Linked DNA regions of Homo sapiens: regions 1 and 2 are each linked to region 3. The links are chromatin loops, found by intact Hi-C in ENCODE. Cell type or tissue: GM12878. All regions are shown on one strand.

Evidence for each region. A loop is a pair of places that touch in the nucleus more often than their neighbours do. Peaks named below come from ENCODE experiments on the same cell type or tissue, not always from the same donor. Only the 100,000 strongest peaks of a DNase experiment are listed, where the experiment ranks them.
Region 1: it touches region 3 in a loop (6-fold over the local background); 2 of 110 quality-filtered maps call a loop at or near these places.
Region 2: it touches region 3 in a loop (4-fold over the local background); 2 of 110 quality-filtered maps call a loop at or near these places.

Annotation. Positions count from the first base shown.
Region 1 is chr3:59,370,413-59,378,412 of GRCh38, reverse strand. The region is part of intron 5 of CFAP20DC-DT (CFAP20DC divergent transcript); the gene reads right to left. Among named protein-coding and RNA genes, the nearest start is that of CFAP20DC-DT, 290 kb to the right of the region's middle. In GM12878, no CTCF peak of the experiment used is centred here; a DNase peak (open chromatin) is centred at 3,392.
Region 2 is chr3:59,383,240-59,391,239 of GRCh38, reverse strand. The region is part of intron 5 of CFAP20DC-DT (CFAP20DC divergent transcript); the gene reads right to left. Among named protein-coding and RNA genes, the nearest start is that of CFAP20DC-DT, 300 kb to the right of the region's middle. RefSeq lists a silencer at 4,778-4,837 and an enhancer at 5,008-5,067. In GM12878, no CTCF peak of the experiment used is centred here; DNase peaks (open chromatin) are centred at 2,143, 2,520 and 4,859; H3K4me3 peaks cover 572 bases; H3K27ac peaks cover 3,768 bases.
Region 3 is chr3:59,208,754-59,216,753 of GRCh38, reverse strand. The region is part of intron 4 of CFAP20DC-DT (CFAP20DC divergent transcript); the gene reads right to left. Among named protein-coding and RNA genes, the nearest start is that of CFAP20DC-DT, 130 kb to the right of the region's middle. In GM12878, a CTCF peak has its summit at 4,427; a DNase peak (open chromatin) is centred at 4,403.

The sequences.
Region 1 (8,000 bases), 160 kb before region 3:
TTTCTCAATATACAAACATATGTTAATATTATCCCATAAAGAGCATCATTTAGGAAAGCAAATATCAGTCATTGTACAGGATAGACACAGCTCAGCGGAAAAGGATTTTAAACTTTGGTTTTGGGGAATTATCTATGCTGCTCTTTCCTCTCATGGATGCAAATACTAAAAAATTAACTGTATCTACAAAATGTATTTCTGTAAAAGAAGCATACAAGCTTAATTAAGAATTTAACTGTGAATGTTACAGTAAAAGAATTACAATTGTGTCTAATATGAAAGGTTTTAATTTTTCCCCTGTCTAATTTATTCATTATTTAGGTAAAATTATGATAATCAGGTATTAGATGCCATATTACACAAATGAATGGTATGAATGTAGAGTTTTAAAAATGAGCATATATTCCTGCTTTTGATTTTACCAAATTTAGGAAAAGCATAGGTTATACATATTAATGAGGCTATATCACCATTTAAATTTGCCAACTAATCATCATTCTATCATTCTAAATATTCAGTTCTGCATTCAAGCTACCTACATGCCAGCCAGTTTACCAACAGAGTGTATCTTTACTGTCTACAAATGCCAGAAATCTCCCACTCTAAACCCAACACAGATCTGGGCAGGCACCATTGCCTCAGGGGAGGCTCCCCACCCTTCCTTGCCTTGGATTTGAGAATCGTCTTTCATGCTTTCAGAGCAAGCTGTCCCTCCTCTACAAAGAACTCACCATCCTGTAGTGAAAGGCTGTTTCTGATGGCAGACTATGAATTCAGAATGCAATGGCCATGTCTCCTCCCTGCTGTAGCCCAGTGCCTGGTCAAAATGTTCATTAGATGTAGGAGTTGTCAAAGGAATGGGTGGATGGACGCAACAAATATTGAATATGTATTAGATGTTGTATCTCTGGGGATATGGCTATAAACAAGATAGGATCCCAGCCCTTAAAAAGCTTACATTCTATTAAAGGGCTGCTCTCATCTGTTTTTGTAAGATTCCAAGATTTGTGCCTAAGAGAGGGGAACCGCCCTTTCATGACTCTTGCACCATTTTTAACCCAGTATCTCTAAACTGAAGCTTTTAATACAAGGTCAATAACAATGAAGTACTACTCTTACTTCCCACATATCATTTTTTTGTAATTCAGCCTTCCTTGGGCCCCTCTGAGAGAAGAGAAGTGGCTGGGCTAAGGCAGGGTCTGGCATTTCTGGGTTCCTGATCAAATTCTTGTCTTCTGGAAGCCATCCTACCCTAGCTTTGGCAATTGGCCCTCATATAATTCTCTGTCTGGGTTCCTGTCTTGGTAATTCATTTCCTATCATTCAACTGTGTAATGTGAGAAATGCTCTCTGATTATCACCTTGTGTCTATATACCATATAAACCAGCACTTAGGATAGCTGTACCATGAGAATTGAATCTTGTCCATTGTTCGCTCATCCTTTTTTCAATATAGCTGGACATATTCCTCAGAGCTTGACACATTTCCTGCAGTAACAACCTGTCATTGCCCACCCTATGCTACTCTAACCCCATTTTATTCTTTATACGGTGGCCAGAATTACCCTTTACAGAATATGTAGATCACAGCACCCCACTCCCTGACTCAAAACTCTATGAAGACTTCCCACCACACTTGAACAGTCCTTACCCCACCGTATGAACCCTCACATGAGCCAACTCCATTCTCATTCTTGAGTCTTTTTTCCTCACCATCAGCCCTTTCCTCCAACACTGGCCTGGCCTTGCTACTCCCAGAATATACAAAGCCTGTTGCCATCTTCAGGTTCCTTCTGCCAAAAACACCCTTTCCTTAGATATTCCTATGTTGGCTTAATTCAGTCGCTTCTCAAATATCATTTCCTTAGAAAGACCTCTCCTTGTTAATGCATCAAAAACAGCCCTTGCCACATTCTATCTGCTTTCTGACATCATTTTTCTCAAATCACTTACGTTATGTGTTTATTTGCTTATTGTCTGTCTTCTCTCCTAGAATGTAGACTCCATTAGTGAAAGCACTTGGATTTGTTCACCTCTCTACCCCAGGGCCTAGAACAGTGTCTGGCATGAAGTAGGTACTCAGTAGTTTATGAAATAAATGAACATATTTTCTTGGCACCAAACTGCCTAATTGCCCTTCAGAGTGTCATCTCTTCCTGAGTTACCAACAACATGTTCTCCCACATTAACCCAAGTAAATGCCCTCATAGCACAACTAATTGTCTAGATTTGTACTACTGTCCATCTAGCCCCCATGAGCTACATGTCCCACTTGAAATGTGGCTGGTCCTAATTGAGATGTGCTGTCAATGTGGCATACACACCAGATTTTGAAAGCTTAACATGAAGAAGTCAGTGTGGGGATTCCTCAGGGATCTAGAACTAGAAATACCATTTGACCCAGCCATCCCATTGCTGGGTATATACCCAAAGGACTATAAATCATGCTGCTATAAAGACACATGCACACATATGTTTATTGCGGCACTATTCACAATAGCAAAGACTTGGAACCAACCCAAATGTCCAACAATGATAGACTGGATTAAGAAAGTGTGGCACATATACACCATGGAATACTAGGCAGCCATAAAATATGATGAGTTCATGTCCTTTGTAGGGACATGGATGAAATTGGAAATCATCATTCTCAGTAAACTATCGCAAGAACAAAAAACCAAACACTGCATATTCTCACTCATAGGTAGGAATTGAACAATGAGAACACATGGACACAGGAAGGGGAACATCACACTCTGGGGACTGTGGTGGGGTGGGGGGAGGGGGGAGGGATAGCATTAGGAGATATACCTAATGCTAAATGACGAGTTAATGGGTGCAGCACACCAGCATGGCACATGTATACATATGTAACTAACCTGCACATTGTGCACATGTACCCTAAAACTTAAAGTATAATAATAATAAAAAAAAATTTTAAAAAGATCTTATGTTAGAAAAAAAAAGAAAAAAGAAAACTTAGCATGAAGAAAATAATGTAAAATAGCTTCTTGAGATTTTTTAATTGACTGCATGTTTAAATGATAATAATTTGGTTATGTTAGGTTAAATATCATTAAAATTAGTTTCATCTGTTCTTTTTATCTTTTTAATATGGCTATTAGAAAATTTAAAATGACATATGTGGTTCACATTTGTGGCTTGTCTTATATTTCCATTGAATGGTGCTGTTCTGACAAAGACTATTCTATAATCCAGAGACACAGCGTATAAAGCAGAAAGGGCATGGGCTTTGTGTCAGATAAATAGGTGGCAATTCTGGCCTTTCCCACACTAGCCCTGTGACTGTGAGCAGGATATGCAAATTTGCTGAACCCCAGCTGCTCGTTTGTTCAGTGTGTGTAACGGAAGTTACTTTGGAGGGCAGTCTTGAGAAGGAATGAAATGACATGCAGGAAGGTCTGGTGTTCAGCCATTCAGAAAATTCTGCTCCTTCCCATTCTTTCATTGACTACAGAATATTGCTCTCCAGATGTCAGTCACACCCTTTCAGTCTACACCCTAAATTTCCTGTGTTATGAGCTATGGAGAGAATGAAGCATTTGTGTAGTCATTTGTCAAGCATGCTGGAGTACCAACTCTGTGTGAGGAATTGGGCTGGGGGCTGGAAGCAAGGAAAATGATTTTTAAAACTCCCAGGCACAGTGAAGAAGAAGGTTCTTGCAGTGTCCTTGGTGATGCTGGGCAACAGAGCCAACCTCGTGCCTATGCTCTCTTCCAAGCACCAGCCTGAGGCTCTTCTGCAACTTCTCTGGCCTTCTCCAATCCTGCCAAGCACAGCCTACTCATTCTAGGCCTGTGGTGTGGCTCTGAAGGGCTACGCCTCAGAATCTGCTGGAAAGCTGAATATATAAATAAGCAAAAGCCAAGGTTTCCCAACCCCCTACCTGGAGGTGTTGGGTAAGACCTAAAAATGTGCATGTTTGGAAGTTCCATAAGAGATTCTGATGTGTATAAAATCAGGATTAAGAATCCCAGGAAGGGTGTTCATAAATTATGCATTAGCATTTTTATTTTGACCTCCGCATGAATTGGACTCCCTTATGGAAACCACAGAGCCTCCCTGAACTTCAGGTTCTTTATCTAATCTGACACCTATAAATAGGGCAGCTATCAGGATTGAGTGGCATAACGCATGGGAAGCCCTTCCATGCCCAAATGGACTCCATGAATAGTAGGCATTTCAAGATTATTAACCCATTTATACCTGAGGTTGCAATTTTTTGAATTTTTGCAATCAGACCTTGGCGATGACCTTGAGCAATAGGATATAAATAACTCCCACATGCTTTGCGTTCCAATAATGGGAACACTAGGTGTAAATGGGTTTTAAGAAATCAAAGAAGGGCCAATGGTGCTAAAAGGAAAGAGAGCTTCTCTATTGTCATTGCCTCTTATATCTGACATTTTTTACTTTTCTCCAAATTTCAAGCCATCCATTTTCTTTACTAGGTTTTATATTTTTAGAGAAGTTTTAGTTCACAGCAAAATTGAGTGGAAATTACAGAGTTCCCATATACACCCTGTACTCACATCTGCACAACCTCCCCCCACCACAACGTTATCAACATCCCCCACCAGAGTGGTACATTTGTTACAATCCATGAACTTCCATTAACACATTATTATCACCCAAAGTCCATTACCATGAGGTTTACCCTTGAGGTTGTACATTCTGTGGGTTTGGACAAATGTGTAATGACAAGTATCCACTGTTTCAGTACCATCCAGAGTAGTTTCATTACCCTAAGTGCCCTCTGTTCCTACTCCCTCCAACCCCTGGAAACTACTGGTCTTTTTACTGTCTCCACAGTTTCACCTTTTCCAAAGTGTAACATAGTTAGAATCATACAGTATGTAACCTTTTCAGAATGGCTTCTTTCCCTTAGTAATATGCATTTAAACTTTCTCTATGTCTTTTCATGGCTTAACAGATCATTTCTTTTTGTACTGAATATTTATCTATTCATCTATTAAGGGAAGTCTTGGTTACTTCCAAATTTTGGGACTTAAGAATAAAGATGCTATAAACATCTGCATGCAGGTGTTTGTGTAGACATACGTTTTCAACTCCTTTGGGAAAATATCAAGGAGTGAAATTGCTGGAGTGTATGATAAAAGTATGTTTAGTTTTGTAGGAAACTATCAAACCATCTTTCAAAGTGACAGTACCATTTTGCAATTCCACTAGCAATGAATAAGAGCTCCTGTTGCCCTGCATCCTCACCAACATTTGGTGTTATCAGTGTCATGGACTTAGGCCATTCTAATAAGTACATAGTGGTATCTAATTGTCATTTTAATTTGCAATTCCAGTTGCCTAATGACATGCCACATCAAGCATCTTTTCATATGCTTCTTTGCTATCTGTGTATCTTCTTTGACATTCAGGTATTTTGACTATTTTTTAATTGGGTTACTTGTTTTCTTATTGTTGAGTTTTAAGTTATTTTGTGTGTGAACTTTCGATAACAGTCCTTTACAGCTGTCATTTGCAAACATATTCTCCCAGTCTGTGTCGTGTTTTCTAATACTTTTGAAATCTATCTAGTTTTTGTTAGTTACTCTTAAGCATCTAGGACAGGTATTCTAAGTTCTGGCCTGGCTGGACATTTTGTATTTGTGCAACAGAGCAATTACTACCAAAGGTCCAATTGAAATGTCAATATTTTAGTTAAGACTAATGAAGACCTGTCTCCTGTGGACAGTGGTTCTCCTTTTCCCATGCTGTGCAGATTTTCACTTTCCACTTGAAATGTGACCTTCCCCAAACACCCTCACTCAGCACCTTCCCATAGAGACCCACGTTGACTGGAACAGGATTTCTCAACCGTGCCATAGGAGACAAGCACCAAAGAGTCGGTCAGAAGCTACCCTGGATGGCTTAATTTGGGGATTTTTTTTGTTCACAAAGTAGACAGCTCTGAAGTTTTTTTTTCTAACTTCCCTGGAGATTTCAGACAGTATTTGGAGCACATCTGGCATTTCACTTCATCTTGAGAGTGAGCTGAGACCCAGCCTCTCTCTCAATGCCTGGTCCTGGGGTTTGGCCAGGAACCCATTGAGCTGAAGAGAGAAGAGGGAAAAATTACAGAATGCTTCTGAGATTCACACAGAGACCCTTCTCTATTATCAGAAATGTCAGCAGAGTTCCCAGGAGAATCAGGTGGTCTCACCATCCAACTATATTTTTATGTTTTTATAATCACAGAGAGATTTCTTCATCGTGTTGTATAGCAATTTCTTGAAAAGTCTTTTCTCCCTGCCTTCCCCTAAAGTTCTTCCCCATAATGGAGGTGTAAAAAAAACAATCAAGTGCTTTGTTTATTTCTTAAACCCAGTGTCTAAACCTAATGTTAATTATTGAGTAACAGCTTCACCTGGTGAGGGAAAAATAAACACACACACAGGAAGTCATCCAGTTTTTATTCTGAAAACAATACAGGTAACAAATCACAACTGTATTGTTTTCCCTGGGATGCTAACACAGATGTAACAAATGTGACAGAAGGAACAAATCACTATTGAAATCGCTAAAGCATTCAATCAAATAATTTTTCCAGACCACAAAATATCCTATTATGTGATGGTGACAAGTGCCCTTCAGAAGCCTTTAGTGCCTTCCAAGTTTCTCTGTGTAGCAGCATGAAGTGACTAGTCAGCAGGTACACCACATGGCTGTGAAAACCGCCCAGCTTTACACAACCAGGGAGAGTAACCATCTCCTTAACATTCTCATATCTGACGCTTAGTTTCCCCATTCAGATTTTCTTGGCTTAATGTCCTTATGTGACTAGTTTTCATTAGCCATTTCACAAATCTCTTTCCTCTTGCTCTTTTATTTTCTTCTATGGCTTTGGAGAGGGGTGGGGAATGGCAGATTTTCTAGAACTCCAATCTTTTGACTTAATTTATGTTTCCTACTTGAAAGAGTCCATTTCAGCAGGAGGCCCAAAGGGCTGACGTGGTTTCCCAGTCCAGATCAGAAAAGCCCCGCAAGATTTGACTTCATGAGCACTCGATACAGACAGGTCTACTCTCTTGCCCATTCAAGGGCAATTATCACAGATTTTAAATGTTGGACCTATTTTTAGGGCTCTTTCACTTAACATTAAGTAGATGGCCAATAAAAGGGATAATAAAAGGGATTTAATATTTAAAAGGGTCAATAGGTAATTTCTTAGGCCTTAAAGGAGACAGTAGCATAAAAATTATGAACTTGTTTGGATACACTTAGTTTAATTTCTATGTAGCTTCTTCAGAGCGTAGAACTTACTTATTGGGGTTGGAAACTACATTGGAGAGAAAACTGTACATATCCTAATGTCATTTTTTAAAAAATAATTTCATTTGGATTGAAATATTGTGTTTTTTAAGAGGAAAGGTGTTTTGTGTTTGTTAATAAATAGGTCAAAGAATAAACACAAGGAAGAAATGCAGAATTGCAGGACTGTACTCTGTTCTCATGAGCCACTTATTCTTTGATTGGATATAAAGGGCAAATTGGTTGGATATTAAATTCAGTGTGTACAAAACACAACAGGAGAGCTGTGTCCATCCTCACATCTCCGGCCTGACTTGGGAAGAGAGAGTTAAGTGCCACATTCCCCAGTTGGAAGGCTTTGATCTCAAATGGCCTCATTGCTAGGCCTAAGATGCCTCAACTGGAGGTCAACATGGACATCACTGGACATTGACAGTACAGAAGCTTCTAGACCAAAAGGAAAGTCATCAGAATTAACATAAAATAAACTGATGTATTCATATATATCTCCTTTTGCCATCATAACACCGAAAAAATACTTCTTTAACTGAGGTGGGCAAAATAGGTGATAGTAACTCATTTGACATGTGGGAAAATGAAGATTAAGTAATTTTCTACTAGCTCCCAAGTAGAAGAGGTCCAAATGAAAGTTAACTCCAATTCTATGTTGTCTCCTAACAATTTTAGAAGAGTCAGTTTTCATTGTAAGTATAAC
Region 2 (8,000 bases), 170 kb before region 3:
CGAGGTCTCACTATGTTGCCCAGACTGGTCTCAAAATACTGGCCACAAGCCATCTACCCACCTCAGCCTCCCAAAGTGTGGAGATTACAAGCATGAGCCACCACGCCTGGCCTGGAGAGCATTACGTTAAGTGAAATAACCCAGACACAGAAAGACAAACATCACATTTTCTCACTTACCTGTGGGATCTGAAAATCAAAACAATTGAATTCATGGACATAGAGAGTAGAAGGATGGTTACCAGAGGCTGGGAAGGGTAGTGGGAGGCTGAGAGGGAGGTGGAGATGGTTAATAGGTACAAAAAATAATTAGAAAGAATGAATAAGACCTACTATTTGATAGCAAAATAGGGTGACTATAGTCAATAATAACTTAATTGTACATTTTAAAATAACTTAAAGAGTGTCATTGGATTGGTTTGTAACTCTAAGAATAAATGCTTGAGGGGACACCCCATTTTCTATGATGTGCTTATTTCACATTGCATGCCTGTATCAAAACATCTCAGGTACCCCACAAACATATACACCTACTATGTACCCACAAAAATTTAAACAAATAGAAATAAATAAAATGGATTATAGACCTAAATGTAAAGTCTAAAATTATAAAATGTTTAGAATAAAGCACAGAAGAAAATATTCATGACCTAGGTTTAGGCTGTTACTAGACATGACAATAAAAGCACGATATATAAAGAACTCACGAAACTCAACTGTAAGAAAACAACCCATTTAAAAATAAACAAAAGATTTCAACAGACACTTAATTAAAGAGGGTATATGGAAGACAAATAAATACATGAATATGTGTTTAAAATCATTAGCCATTAGGAAAATGCAGATTGAAATGACAATGAGATATCACTACATATCTAATAGAGTGACTAAAATAAACATTCTGAGAACTCCAGGTGCTGATAATCACATGAAGCCACTGGAACTCTTCTTTGTTGCTAGTGGGATGCAAAATGGTACAGGCACCCTAGAAAATAGTTTGACGATTTCTTCTAAAGTCTACATTAATTACCGTATGACATAAAAATCTCTCTACTGTGTATTTATCCTAGAGAAATGAAAATTGATGTTCATTCAAACACTTATACATGAATGTATATAGTGGTTCTGTTCATAATTGCCAAAAACTGGAAACAACTCAACTGTCCTCAGCAGGTGAATGTAAGAACAAGCTGTGGTACAACCATACCACAAAATGCTACTTAGCAATAAAAAGGAATGCATTATTGATACTCACAGCACCTTGGATGAATCTCAAAAGCATTTTGCTGAATGAAAGAAGCTAATCTCAAAAGATTACCTACTGTGTAAACCCATTTATGTGACACTCTCAAAAAGACAAAACTATGGTGATAGAGAGACAATCAGAGGCTGAAATGAGGTAGCGGTGGGGGAAAGTGTGACTAGGATGGGATAGCAAGAGGGAGCCATTTGGAGGAATGGAACTGTTCAGTACCTTGATCATTGGTGCTGGTTAGAAGGAGCTATACATGTGTTATCATAGATCTGTGTACCAACTATGCTCAATTTTACTGTATGTTAATCTAAAATAATTTTTAAACAAAACCTTTCTCACTAGCAGTCCCTTAATATCTTAGAAATGCTTAGAGTTTCTTGGCCAGGTGCGGTGGCTCATGCCTGTAATCTCAGCACTTTGGGAGGCTGAGGTAGGAGGATCATGAGGTCAAGAGATTGAGACCATCCTGGCCAACATGGTGAAACCCTGTTTCTACTAAGCATACAAAAAATTAGCTGGGTGTGGTGGCCTGTGCCTGAAGTCCCAGCTACTCAGGAGGCTGAGGCAGGAGAATCACCTGAACTTGGGAGGTGGAGGTTGCAGTGAGCCAAGATCACGCCACTGCACTGCAGCCTGGCGACAGAGCGAGACTCTGTCAAAAAGAAGAAAAAAAAAAAGAAATGCTTAGAGTTTCTCAGGAGATAAATATAAACAGCCTTATTATTATCCCAATTTCCAGTATATTCTGACTTTCTTTTCTAAACTTTATGAATATATGATTTGTTTACATTTGTCTTACCAAGGAGAACCACACATTTAGAGAGAAGCAGCCCTCTCTCTCCCACGCTCACAAGATAAATGTCAGTCCACTTACACTTGCTCATCAGTGATACCATCCTCATGACATGAAAACATGATGATGAGAAGTCTTCAAACCACAGAGAAGTGCTCTGAGTACAGCAAAATGTCCCAGTACATTATCATTTCTCTACTGGCTAAGACAAATTCTGCTCCAGATGCAATAGGATAGCAGTTGGAGCCGAGACTTGTGCAAAAGGCTGATCATATACAATAATTCTTCTAGAGTAAGAGATGCTTGTACCAGAATCAGGCAAGATAAAGGTGTTTAGGACTCTTTTGAAGAAACCATGTTTGAAAACTTTAAATGACATGTGCAGCTGCGGTGGTTTCAATATGTGCTCTCAGTTAGTTGATACTCCTTCTTTCAAGAGGTGGAATCTAATTCTCCTTCCCTTGAATGTGGGCTGGACTTAGTGACTCACTTCTGACAAACAGAATAAAGAGGAAGTGACAGGTATGTGCCTTTGGAGGCTAATTTATAAAAATCACTGTTGTTTTCTGTCTGATCTCTCTCTCTCTGTTTCATCACTCACTCCAGGGAAAGCCAAATGTCATATCCTGAGGACACTGAGGCAGCCATATGGTGAGGCTCATGTAGAGAGAAACTGAGGCCTTCCACCAGACTGCCAGAGAGTGAGACTTTAGATCACCGCAGCCCTGCTGACCTCCTAACCACCACCTCCTAAGCCAGAACCTCCTGAGAAATCCTGAGCCAGAACCACTTAGCTACTAAGCCTCTCTTGAATTCTTGACTCCCAGAAACTATGTGATAATAGATGTTAGTTGTTTTAAGCTGCTAAGGTTGGGTCAACTTGTTACGCAGCAATAGATAAATAATACAACAACCATATTAGTGTCAAACTGTTCTTTGATTTAGAAAGAAGAGAAAAGGAAGGGGAGGCAAGAAATGAGATCAGGATTCAGTTCAACATTTTTACCAAGGCAAGTAATTCAAGTTATCTTAACTTCTTTCCCTGGAGGCCAGGGAATTATATAAAGATCCAGAGAATTTCCTAGAAATGATTTTTGAAATTAATCATCTTCCTGCATAGACATTCTCAGACTCATGTTCCAGGTGGCAGCTGGGGAAGCTACACTGAATATCGCCACCTACCTCCCACCAGGGATTTCCAAACTGCTTATTTATCAAGCAGCCTTTTAAATAGGATATGTTATATAAACAGAGCCTAGCAAAGGACTGTGCACAAGATAGGCACTCGATAAACGTATTTTGGCGGAGCAATGGCTGCTGTGTTTATTCTTTTAATTAGCAAACACTTGAGTTCATATTCAAGTCAAAAAGACTAAATAACAAAACCTGAAACCAAGGTTAAAATCATGCTCCGTTTCTCTGTACTCATACGTAAGGAACTTTCTTTTCTTTTAGCATATGCCATGAGACAGTTGCATGAGAAGTTACTCTAAGAGAAAAGTATTTGATGTTCGTGTCTTCTAACACTGAGAATGGAAAATCTACCCAGCAACTCACGAATCAAAGAACACTTAATAGAAAAATAGGCTTGAGCAGCACTGTTTGTTGCGTTCTTTTATAGGAAAATTGAAAACATAGGATCACAAGGGTCAGATGGTTACTATTGGAATCTGGCTCCTATGAAACATAATATGTACCATTTCCCCCACCAAAATTGTGTTACTTTGTCCAAGTCACCCAATGGGGCACAGGATAAGGTGTTTTTCTGATGCACATAACCACCTAGGTTTCAAAAGGACATCTATTTAAAAGTGAGGTCCTGAAGAACACCAACAGTGACAGAAAAATGATATTTTTCTGTAACCTCAGCATCACAGAGAATAGTTCCATAAGAAATAGTTGACAAAAACAGAAAACTTTATTATTGAACATATATAGCACTATTCGGCAAAAATCCAATGCTGATGGCAACTTCCAAAACTAGGCCTTCTACCTTCTAGAGACTCTCATTCTGTACTAGAGTTTTAAGAAACTCAGAACACTTTACAGATCAAGGTGCCTTTATGACTTTGTTTTGTGGATGGATCTGTGTGTCAATAAGAAATTTTTAAAAATATCAAACAAATAGCAACTATCAAGGAAGTAGGAGAGAAGAGGGGTACAACAAAGAAAAATCAAACTTGAGGTACAATTTCACATGATCTTGCACATGGGGTTTAATAAGGTTTCAAAGTCAGCTAATTATAAAACTCTATAGATTAAATAATTGGCCCATGAAAGCTTTTATTAAAATGTCACCTGGATATCCCACTCCAAAAACATCCAATGCCATCTTGGTGTGAGTAGCCAGCTGCTGGCTTCTGAACAAAGGCTTTGAGTTTAGACTCAATATGGTGCTGTTGCTTTGAAATCTTGGAAGGAAGGAAACTACTCAGTGTCTCTTGCTTGATCCAAAGCATCCCTCATAAAAGTCTGCAGTGTCTCAACTGAAAATCAAAATGAGAACATCCTATATACATTAATGGTGGCCACAAATTTCAAAGAAGAAGGAGAAATGTATATAGAGCTGAGAAAAATAAGTGTGTAGCAACCCATTTTATTTCTAAGAGACGTCTAGAATTTCACAGCTCTGAAGAGAAAGGCAGAAAAACAAATAATTATTTGAAACAAAACGAAAACTTTGCTTAATCAATCTGTTAAAAGCTGTTGTGAAAGCATTTTTCTTCTCAAAGCGGAACTAGCTTACTCATTACCTCTTTCTTCCAATGAGTAATCCCTCCCTCTCTTCTCATTACCAGAAATACCTACTACCTCTTTCCATATGGAAAGTGAAACCCGACATTTTCTTTTCTAATAACAGCATCTGCGAAAATCACACTCTGTCCTGGATTTGCAGAGCACTTTCCTGCTTCATCCTCATAGAATCAGGCACTGAGTAAATGGGTAACAAATATCTGTGAGAGTGAACACACTGGACCTAAAGGTATAAGCAATGGCAATAAGAGTAATTCGGGTGCCATTGGGGGCTAAGAGCATGCGATAATCTCCTCTCTATAAAATTCCCAGAGGTCACTCAGACAGACAAATTTAAATTTCTCCTGAGTTGGAAGGTTCATTTCCCCTGGAGCTACATAGGCCACACTTGGACACCTTTAATTCTTAGAAAAGCACTCATCTATATTAAATGGAAATTTGCTCCCTGGAATTTCTACCCATCAGGCTCTGTTTTGACCCCTGGGGCTCCAGGACAAATCCCATGCTTGTCCATATCGCAGCTCTCTGGTGACTGGATATCACAGCTCTCTGGTGACTGGATGGCTGCTGTCTCATCTCCCATGAGTGGCATTTTCCCAGTGGTCAATCCTAGTGAAACAGGAAAAGTTCCCTTGTCCCCCTTGCAGGGCGTGCGATGGGGGTGTGGCTCGCTTCTTCAGTGCCCTGCCACTCAAACCTCTAGGGAAGCACACAGACGGGCAGGCTGTGGGGCCCCAACCTAACGGCAGTGTCCAGCGGTGAATGTTTACAGCTGAAGCCCCAGTGGGTGTGTATTACAGGGTGCTGTTTTAGTTTAGCCATCCATAGGTGGCTTGTGTTAGTCAGCTCAATTAGACCCCTGTCTTATCACAAGGACAGAGGGCTTTCTGTATCCTGGGATTCTTGCCTTGGTGTACCAGAAGAATCGGATCATACATGGGCTTGGAGAATGAATGCAAGGTTTTATTGCATGGAAGTAGCTCTCAGCAGATGGAGGAGCCAGAAGGGAGATGGTTTTCCCGTGGAGTACGGCCGCTTGGCCGCCCGACTCTTTTCCAACCACCTCAGCCACACTCCGCATTGTTCTGCCAGTCGATGGCCTGCCAGTGTGCTGGTGTTGTGCTACACTGGTGCATTCCTCTCGACATCCAGCCACCCATGTGTTCCTCTGCTGATGTGCTCCTCTTGACGTCCAGCCACCTTTGTGTCTGCCTGCTAGGGTTTCTAGGTTTTTATAGGCACAGGATGACAGTGTGGCAGGCCAGGGTGGTCCTGGGAAATGCAATATTTGGCCACAAATGCAGGAGTCCCTCTTCTCACCTAGGTCCGTGGGCACCGGCCGGGGGTGGAACCCTCACCAGGGACCATGTCCTTTTCTTCCCAGCACCTCTCTGCCCCCCTTCCATATCACTAAGTCGTTAGCGGTTCTTCTGTGGGCATGTTTCTGGCAGTGTGTTTTGAAGTCTAGTGCGAAAGGCCTCTACATTGTAAGTACCTGAGGAGAACCTTCATTGTGCAAATTTCAGAGTCCCCTCTTCAAACGCTGTATCAGATTCTCTGGGGTTGAGTCCTAGAATCTGACTAGATTTAGCAAATGCCCAGAAGACTCTTAAGCACACCACAGAATTCTCACCAGCCTCATCACTCACCTCTCAATGGGCCCCTTTGAACAATCACCTAGGACGTCTTCCAGTAGCCAGGTGTAACCTACAAGAAACGCGCTGTAGATAGTTCAAATGACTGCATGAAAGAAATACAATTAAACTTTGGAAATGGTCTGTGAAATCAGAGCTGTAATTAACTCAAAATGGTATTCACCCAGTGTTGAGGGCAATGTGCCACCGGATGCCTCTATGCGTGGCATGAGCTAGGTGGCTTTACGGGTGATGCCTGTTTAATCTTCCTGACCAGCAAGATCAGTATTTTGCCCATGTTCTATAGATGAGAAGACTGAGACTCCTTAGGGATGAGTGATTGATTTGTTTAATATCACAGAGCTGGGAAATCGAACCCAGATCCCTCTCAACCCAAAGCCTATATTTTCTCTCCTACTGACCCTCCACTCCCCACCTAGAGGTACTGAAAGAAACATACTTGATTTCTGCAATTCTATTTTTCGATATGGTCCCTAACAGACTCCTGCTGCAATGTATGGAAGGAGGACCTGCAAGAATGATGATCTTATTTTAAACTTTTGTCTCTGACTCATTCACTGGATTCCTGAGTGACGTGTTTAATATGCAGATAACACTTTCATGGTGGGATTGGCAATTATCTGCCATTCCCTAGCTCAGGACTCTGGACTCAAGTGAATGGGATGTGATAAAATGACACTTAAAATGGAGCTTGAGGAGTTCAGTGTGAGCTTCAAAGACATAATCCACAATGGTGCACAGGACCGAAAAATTTCCCCCTAAATTCAGTCTGTCTACAATACTATTTTTAATCTTTTTACATGGCAGCAGGAAAGAAACACCTAATGGAAATAACTTTGGGTAGCAGTAGGTAAGAGAGAAAACCACTGTGTTAAAGGAAAGAGCACCAGCACAGGAAACAAGATTTTTTAATTGGTTCAGTTCTTGATACCCCAGGCCGATATTTTGAGCAAGTAGGGACAGCAAAAGCACTACCTACGAAAGCTATTCCATCCAACCTCCCACCCCAAGATGGAAAATGCCAAATAAGCAAAGACACCTACACAAAAAGTTCATGTCTTTATTTAGAAACTCTCATTCTGCTGTTAGGAGAAAGTTCCTAGTAAAGACAGCCAGTGGCTCAGTAGAGATGAAACTGTCAAGCAGAAAGAGAAATCACACAATTAAGAAAGACTCAGAATTCAATTCCTCAGGCTCTCATTCCCATAGTGGGCATGAAGCCCCTTTCTGACCCAATATAGCTTCCCCCTCAAATCTAAAAAGCAGAGCATTCTCAGTTCAGCCTGGGAGCCATGAATGCTGCATAAAGATGATGGCGGACTCAAGAACCTCCAGCATTTCCTGACAATGTTTATAAGGTGAACTTTGTTCCATCCACAATTACTTGTTCCCTTCTCCTGGGTTCAGCAAGGTAACCAGAATAATGTCAGGAGGTGTGACTGCCTCAAAGAAAGCAGAAGAGGAATAATGCCTGGTGTTCCATTTATTTGAAGTCACAGCCATATTACATTATCATGGATGGACCTTGCTAGGTCTCCATTCTG
Region 3 (8,000 bases):
GATGCACACTTTTTCACTGAGCCAAAAGTTCTCCAAACCTCATTTGGGGTTTTTATGAAGGCTTCATTACATAGGCATGGTTGACTAGATTGTTGGTCACCAGTGACTAAGGAGGTCAGAGGGTGGGGTTAAAAGTTCTAGGCTTCCAATCACACGGTTGGTTCCTTCGGCTACCGGCCCCCATCCTCCCGAGAGTACTTCATTAGCACTAGCTCAGGTATGGTTGGAAGGGGCTTATTATGAATAATAAAAGATGCTCCTATATTCCTTATCATTAATTTCTTAATTCCAAGGGTTTTAGGATCTCTGTGCCAGAAACTAGGAATAAAGATCAAATATATATTTATTATATCATAATATTACAGGTACTAAGTCTATAAGGCTAGAAAGATGACTAAGGAAATCATTTCATAACCTTTGTGAAACAAGAAATAAACAAGAATGAAGTTCCCCTTTGCTTGGTATCTAGTAAGAATAAGCTAAGTACATACCAATTATAAAAATTTTATATTATATATGAAGCACCATAACACTCAGTACCCAAGATTTTCAACTGTGGGTGCAGAAGGATATGTCTTTTTTAACCCAAACATATTCCACTGGAGAGTCGGATATGCCCACCACATCCTCATCTCCCACCAAGAGATGGAGAGAATAACTACCATAGTGGTTTACTACCTTTAAAAGAAGAGTTTCATATCCCTCATGTTTGACAGAGCTAAAAAAAAAATGGTGAAAATGTCAGCCATATATAATAATTTTCCAATTAAATACACATGTATTAATAGTATACTGAAGTTTCATATGAAATACAATGTAGTAATACAGAAAAAATTATGATGCAGTAAAAATGGGCATTTACCCTTTTGAATTTTTTACTCCTTTAACTCAAATTCCATGGTTACATTTTCAACAGAGCACTAATACCAACCACTGACCCATTAACGTTTGTATAAAAGTCTTAGGAATATCCAAACTATGTGTATAGATCCACAGGCAAAATGACTTAAATAGACCTTGGCGGGGGTTACCTTCATAGAGCAAAATGTATAACCTAGGTCACAGTTAATTGAGTGACCCTGGAGACCTTTGGGACAGCAACATCCTGGCTCACTGGCTGTACCTTGAATTGCCACATGTTGTAGAAGTCAATTTCCAGGAGAGATAAGTTGTTTCTATAAGTTGTGGTATTTACATACAAGCACACATTATTCACTGGAGTTTATATATATATATATATTATACATATAATATATATTTTATTATACATATATTATACATATAATATATATTTTATTATACATACATTATACATATAATATGTTTTATTATACATATATTATACATATAATATATATTTTATTATATATATTATACATATAATATATATTTTATTATATATATTATACATATAATATATATTTTATTATATATATTATACATATAATATATATTTTATTATATATATTATACATATATATTTTATTATATATATAATACATATATATTTTATTATATATATTATACATATAATATATATTTTATTATATATTATACACATAATATATATTTTATTATATATTATATACATATATTAAATATATATTTTTTATTATATATATTACATATATTAAATATATATATTTTATATATATATATAGTTTTGTTTTTGGTTTTTTTTTCCTGAGATGGGGTCTCACTCTGTCACCCAGGCTGGAATGCAGTGGTGTGATCTCAGCTCACTGCAGCATTTGCCTCCTGGGTTCAAGCGATTCCCTGCCTTAGCCTCCTGAGTAGCTGGGATTACAGGTGCCCACCACCACACCTGGCTAATTTTTGTATTTTTTGAGATGGAGTCTCACTCTGTCGCCAAGGCTGGAATGCAGTGGTGCAATCTCGGTTCACTGCAACTTCCACCTCCCAGGATCAAGTGATTCTCCTGCCTCAGCCTCCTGACTAGCTAGGATTACAGGCACCCACAACCATGCCTGGCTAATTTTTTGTATTTTTAGTAGAGATGGGGTTTCACTATGTTGGCCAGGCTGGTCTTGAACTCGTGACCTCAGGTGATCCACCCATTTGGGAGCGATCAGCCTCCCAAATTGCTGGGATTACAGGCGTAAGCCACCGCGGCCAGCCAGGAGTTATATTTTTATGGGAAACATAAACAGTCATGGCTTAACTATTCCCAGAGTTACCGATAAGGCAGAGACTAATGTGAGGCAAACACCTCACTAACTTTATCCTAGTCCCAGATCCATGCCTGAAAAATGCCTGCCTACTAGATCCACAGAGGCAAAATCAAACTTCTACCATCTACCTAGTGGGCACCATCCCAATAACAAGGGTTACTGTTCTTGTTTAGCTGCACAGGCCCAGTCTCCTGTGCATACCTTAAAAAAACTAAAACAAAATAAACTAAAATGGTAGCACAGGTGCTAGGGAGAGTCTGTTTGGTCATTAATTGATCCAAATATTTTTAGTTACTTGCATTGTGCTTTCATGATAGAGAGGTCATCAGTTGACTGGGTTAATTTAGTCCAAGAATTGGCTTACCCAAAAACAGAAAGAAAGAAGAGTGATACTAGCTATTTTATTGAATTGTAGTCAGATAGGTGTCAGCCCTTTAGCTGTGGTTACAGAATGCTGAATAGGGATGGACACTACTATGAAAATGGTAACTTCAGGATTCAAATCAATATTCATGTGTATGTAGCAAGGCAACCCTTAGAAATTGGACACTGTTGAGTTGAAGTTGATTTTTAAATGTTAAATCCATAAATGCATATGACCATTTACATTTTAAAACTTTTGCCTTTAAATGCTAAAATCTGGTATCTGTAACAAGATGATGTTGAGAAACTTCCTATTAAATTGCTTTGACTATTTCAGTTTGCACAGGACAAGCTATTTTTTCTTTTCTAATTATAAACATAACATATTCTCATTGTAAATAATTTGAACAGTACAGAAGTGTCAAAAAGCAGAAAGAAATCTCCCATAATCATACCATCCAGAGGCAATGGCATTGTTCATTTAGGCATATTTTCTTCTCATCTTTTTCCTTACATTTTAAACATAGATAAAATTATGATGAGCCATTCACACATCCTGAGGCTGATGTTACCATTTTCTTTGTACTTACTTTCTTATATAAGAGGCAACCCTTCATATTTTCAGATGTTGTTAATTAAAAATCATGATAGTATATAATTAGAAAGATTCATGGAAGGCCGGACACAGTGGCTCAAGCCTGTAATCCCAGCACTTTGGGAGGCCGAGACCAGTGGATCACCTGAGGTCAGGAGTTCAAGACCAGCCTGGCCAACATAGTGAAACCCCGTCTCTACTAAAAATACAAAAAATTAGCCAGGTGTGGTGGCAGCCACCTGTAATCCCAGCTACTAGGGAGGCTGAGGCAGGAGACTCGCTTGAACCTGGGAGGCAGACGTTGCAGTAAGCCAAGATCATGCCATTGCACTCCAGCCTGGGCAACAAGAGCAAAACTTCATCTCAAAAAAAAAGAAAAGAAAAGAAAAAACAAAAAAGATTCATGGGAAAACTCTGAAATCTGAAATCTGAAATGCACGGTGTTAACAAGAGAGTATCAATAAACTCCTAGCTGTTTACCATGTCAATTCCACACTTGAGAAATCTGACATTGAACATGTATTTCTGTATCTATGCAACTATAACCAAAAACAAATATATCTCCAAAGAAGTTTCAGACAAGTATTTCATGTATGTCTTGCTCTTTCCTTGCATGGTCTATGTAAGATGATTCATTAGCAATAAGCTTTCAGGATAAAGGGCTTTTTGTTATTGTTATTGATTCGGTTGTATGTGTGACTTTTTAAAGAATTAGTTAGAAAGGACAACACATACATATTTTTTCCAGTGAAAATCTAATACCTCAACAGTACCAATTTGGGGGCCTAAATAACATCTAGAGGATGATCGTGTCTTCCTCCTTAGAGCCAGAGTGTAATTAAGCCCCAAAACAATAACCCCAGTCCAGGAAAGCAGGAAAGAAAGTTGGGAATAAGCCAGCTGTACCCCAGATGTTAAGGCTGGGAACATTCCAGAGCTCTGCATCTGCAGGCATCTACTGCCAAACCTGTCCCATCTGTAACAAAGGTGATAAACTCCTCCCTCAGAGGAGAGAACATTTGGAAAAGGTAAGGCAATATTCCTTAGTCAGTTTTTCAACATGCTGGCAACTTCTTCCTCTGTGAACTTTCTGTTTATTCACTTGTACTAAGAAAGGTGTGAAGAGAATCCAGGAATTCAAGAATTGAACTAGGGTGCTAATAAAATTCAAAAGAAAAAGCAAATTACCAGGACATATAATGGTTGGAAAGAACATTGTTCTGTTCCTTTTCTTCCTCCCCACCAACCCCAAGCAATAAATAAGATACAACAGTGCACCCTTCTGGTTGAAATACAGAACTGACACTCAGATAAGGGTCTAGTTACTAGTCTGTAGTTGTGTGGGGAGAACTTCAACAAAAGAGTTCCTAGTTTCCTCATATAGCAAGACAGTTCATAGCAATTACTTCACTTGCAGCCTTTTTTAAAGTAAAGAATGCCAGAGATTTTCAAATACATAAACCTGTTTCCATAAGGGATCTTTTTGGCTCTGAATGAGGCAAACACGGTACCAAAGAAAACTGCAGAAATCTACGATGCTGTATTGATTTAATATAGGTATCTGGATCCCCATTCCACTGACTTTCTTGGAGCTTTCCCTTGAGGACTTGAAGGTGATAAATACTCATTAAGTATTTTTTAATATACTAATCAGGCAAGATTACCAATTTCTGAAAATGGTCCTCAGTAAAATCTGATAACCTACTGTATTTTGTCACAAGTACAATAGCTCTGGAACTTTCAATAAAGGGACTCCAAGTATTGTACGATGAAAAAGCAAGTAAGAAAATGCCTAGCCCTTCTTGTTACAAATCCAACCAAATGTATTAACAACAGCATGGAGTTTATGAGCAACAGAATCTGGTCTACATAGGTCTGGTTGTTATCCTTATTATCCTGCAAGGGAAGGACACCATTAATTACTACTAGAAAACTCTGAATACTTGCCCTGATGAAACCGTGCAAGGAAATTCACAAACAGCTTTGTGGGAAAAAGGCTGCTTCCAGCCCACCTGCCCACTTCTGCAATCTGTAGGTGATGGAGGGCACAAAGGGAGATCATGGAGCATCTCCGAAGAACAAAGGAGAGCGTTTCAGAAAGTCACAGTCCTATTTTTGGAAGTAGCTATAGGTATGCTGCCACCTACTTTCAAAAAGTTAAAGGGCAATGAGGACACTACTTCCTGAAGAGTCATTAATAATGTGAAAGGTCCACTTCCTCCCTAACCCAAATGAAAATAATACAGACAGCATAGTAAGCCTTCCTTCTCTTTAGGCCTGCCCAGAATAAACCTTAGTATGTTCACGGCATGTATTCCTTCACATATTATACTTTTTTGGTGATATAAATGAAAATATCAAAAGTCTAAAGACAAGATTGTAAAAAGACAGAAATACTTACAAAACATGAAGTATCACAAAAAATAATCATGTTTCACACCCCTATAGGAGTGTCTATGGCCATCCTACTACCCTTAGCCACCTTACACAACTCTCTCTGAGAACTGTTTTCTGCCTTGACCACAATCCCTTAGAATTAAGGAAGGTAAGAATCAACGTTCCAGTAAATGGAAACCCTTTCTTTGACACTAAATTGACATTATGCTATACTTTGAAATGCACGTTTGCCACAAGCAGCACCCCAAAGTATAGTGCATTATACGATCTGTTCAGGTCAACAATTCATGTGACAAACAACACCCTAACAGCAAAACTGTATGACTCAATGTTAGCAAAATTAAATTTTAAACATTGACCAAAGTTTGAGGACATTCCTGTAAGAAGTCCAGGCGCACCAGTTTAGAACCACCATATTGATCATATATAAAGAGAAAGGCTTATTAAACATTCTAGAGCTAAAAATAGTCTCAAAGAATTGACTGCTGATTTACAAAAAGAGATATTAGGCTGGAACTCTTTGCAAATATCACTCAGCCACAGGAAATCAATGAAAGCAGGAAAGAAGGTCTCTCCTAAAATCTACACCAAAAGAAAAAAACAGTTTCTTAAGACACTTTTGGGATTCAATTTTCCACAATAAATCATCTCACCTATAAAGATTACTGCCAGCAAGTCCAAGCCAAGCAGATATCAGACACTATAATGCTAGCATAAAAATGTATCACGGTGCAATGGTAGGAAGCAAAGTTCATCTGACAAAAGATCCAGACTTCATAAGGATATCAGCAGGATGTAATCAGAGAAGAAGGAGGAAGAGAGACTTCCTGAAGACATGAAAGCCTCTGCTCCCTGGCTTATAAGGGCAGTAGAAAAAAAAAACACATTTAAAGCTGAAAAATGCAGCCAAAGAGAGCAATCAAGAGTTAATGCTTATTGAAACAGCGATGAAACTTAGAACCATGAAAAAAGCAAAGAAGGTTTCAAGAGCAGATAACCTGCATCTCCAAATCTTCAGAATGCAGGCAGTGAAAGTATTCATATATTATAAAACACCCTGCCTATCTCAGAAACACCTGCATCCAAGGGCAACAAACCTGAAGTGGTGTCCATAGCAAGTGAAAGCTGAAAAAGAGCATCAAAAAATAGCAAGCCGGCTTTGTGGAGTTAGAGTGTTGTGATCGGGAAATAATATAAAATGGGCGACTGGAAGTGGGTCTATGGGGAATAGCCATGGACAGGTGGGGGAGATTTATTTCAAAGAGGTCATGCTCAGGAAATATTTTGTAAAATTAACTTAGAGGTCTGTCAGAAGTTAAACAGACAATACAATAAGCTAGGACTTTTAAGACAGTGATAATAGATGCTTAAGACTTTTAATTGATAAGACTTATTAAGACTTAATAGACTTTTAATACTCTATTAATAGAATGTTGCATGAAAGGTAAGTTGAGAGGGGTGTGCAAGTATAGAAACAATGGGAAAATATCTGACAAGATGCAAAAGTCTGACAATAAACTGAGGTCAATCTGTATGCCTACTGGGTGCTTAAGCACTGTGGTAGATGTCAATAGCATAAAGGAGTAAGACACTTTCTCTGCCCTCCAGCAACCTAGGAAGTAAGAAAAGTACAGTGATGTAATCCTTACAAAAATCCTGTGAAGTAGATATCATCTGAATTCTACACATAAGAAAACTGAGGCTCAGAGAGGTTAAGTATCTTGCCCAAAATGCACAGCTAGGAAATTGCTTACCCAGAATCCAAAATACATGATCTTTTCACTGTATCACACTTTCTGATAGATTTCAGAATACTAGGTGGCATTTTTTAAAGTAGCAACAATACAAAACGCAAGTAATACATTAAACACTAAGAAAAACTGGTACCTCATACCTGTAATCCTAACACTTCGGGAGGCCAAGATGGGAAGATTTGTTGAGCCTAGCAGCTCGAGAACAGCTTAGGCAAGATTAGGGAGACTCTATCTCTTCAAAATATGTGAAAATTTCGCTGATGTAATGGCAAGCGCCTACAGTCCCAGCTACTCAGGAGGCTGAGGTGGGAGGATCACTTAAGCGTGGGAGGTCAAGGCTGCAGTAAGCCGTGATCACACCACTGTACTCCATCCTGGATGGCAGAGCAAGACCCTGTCTCGAAAAGAAAAGGAAAAAGAAAAGGGGAGAGGACGGGAGGCAAGGGGAAAAGCTAGTATTATGTAGCACAGATGAAATGTATGAATATAATGGAGTGCTAATTGTGTCTCCTGGACATCAATGCTGGAGCTAATCAGAGAAGATGAAGAACAGAGAGGGCAGAGGTAATCAAGAAAAGCACTGGAAGAGGGGATAGTTTCCTGGGAAAGGAACATCTCCTGCAGTTAGAAAACTGAGCACAGCCTCAGGAAGTCAGGGGTCAGGAAGAGGAGTAGCCTGATCACCCAGCAAGGAGGGGC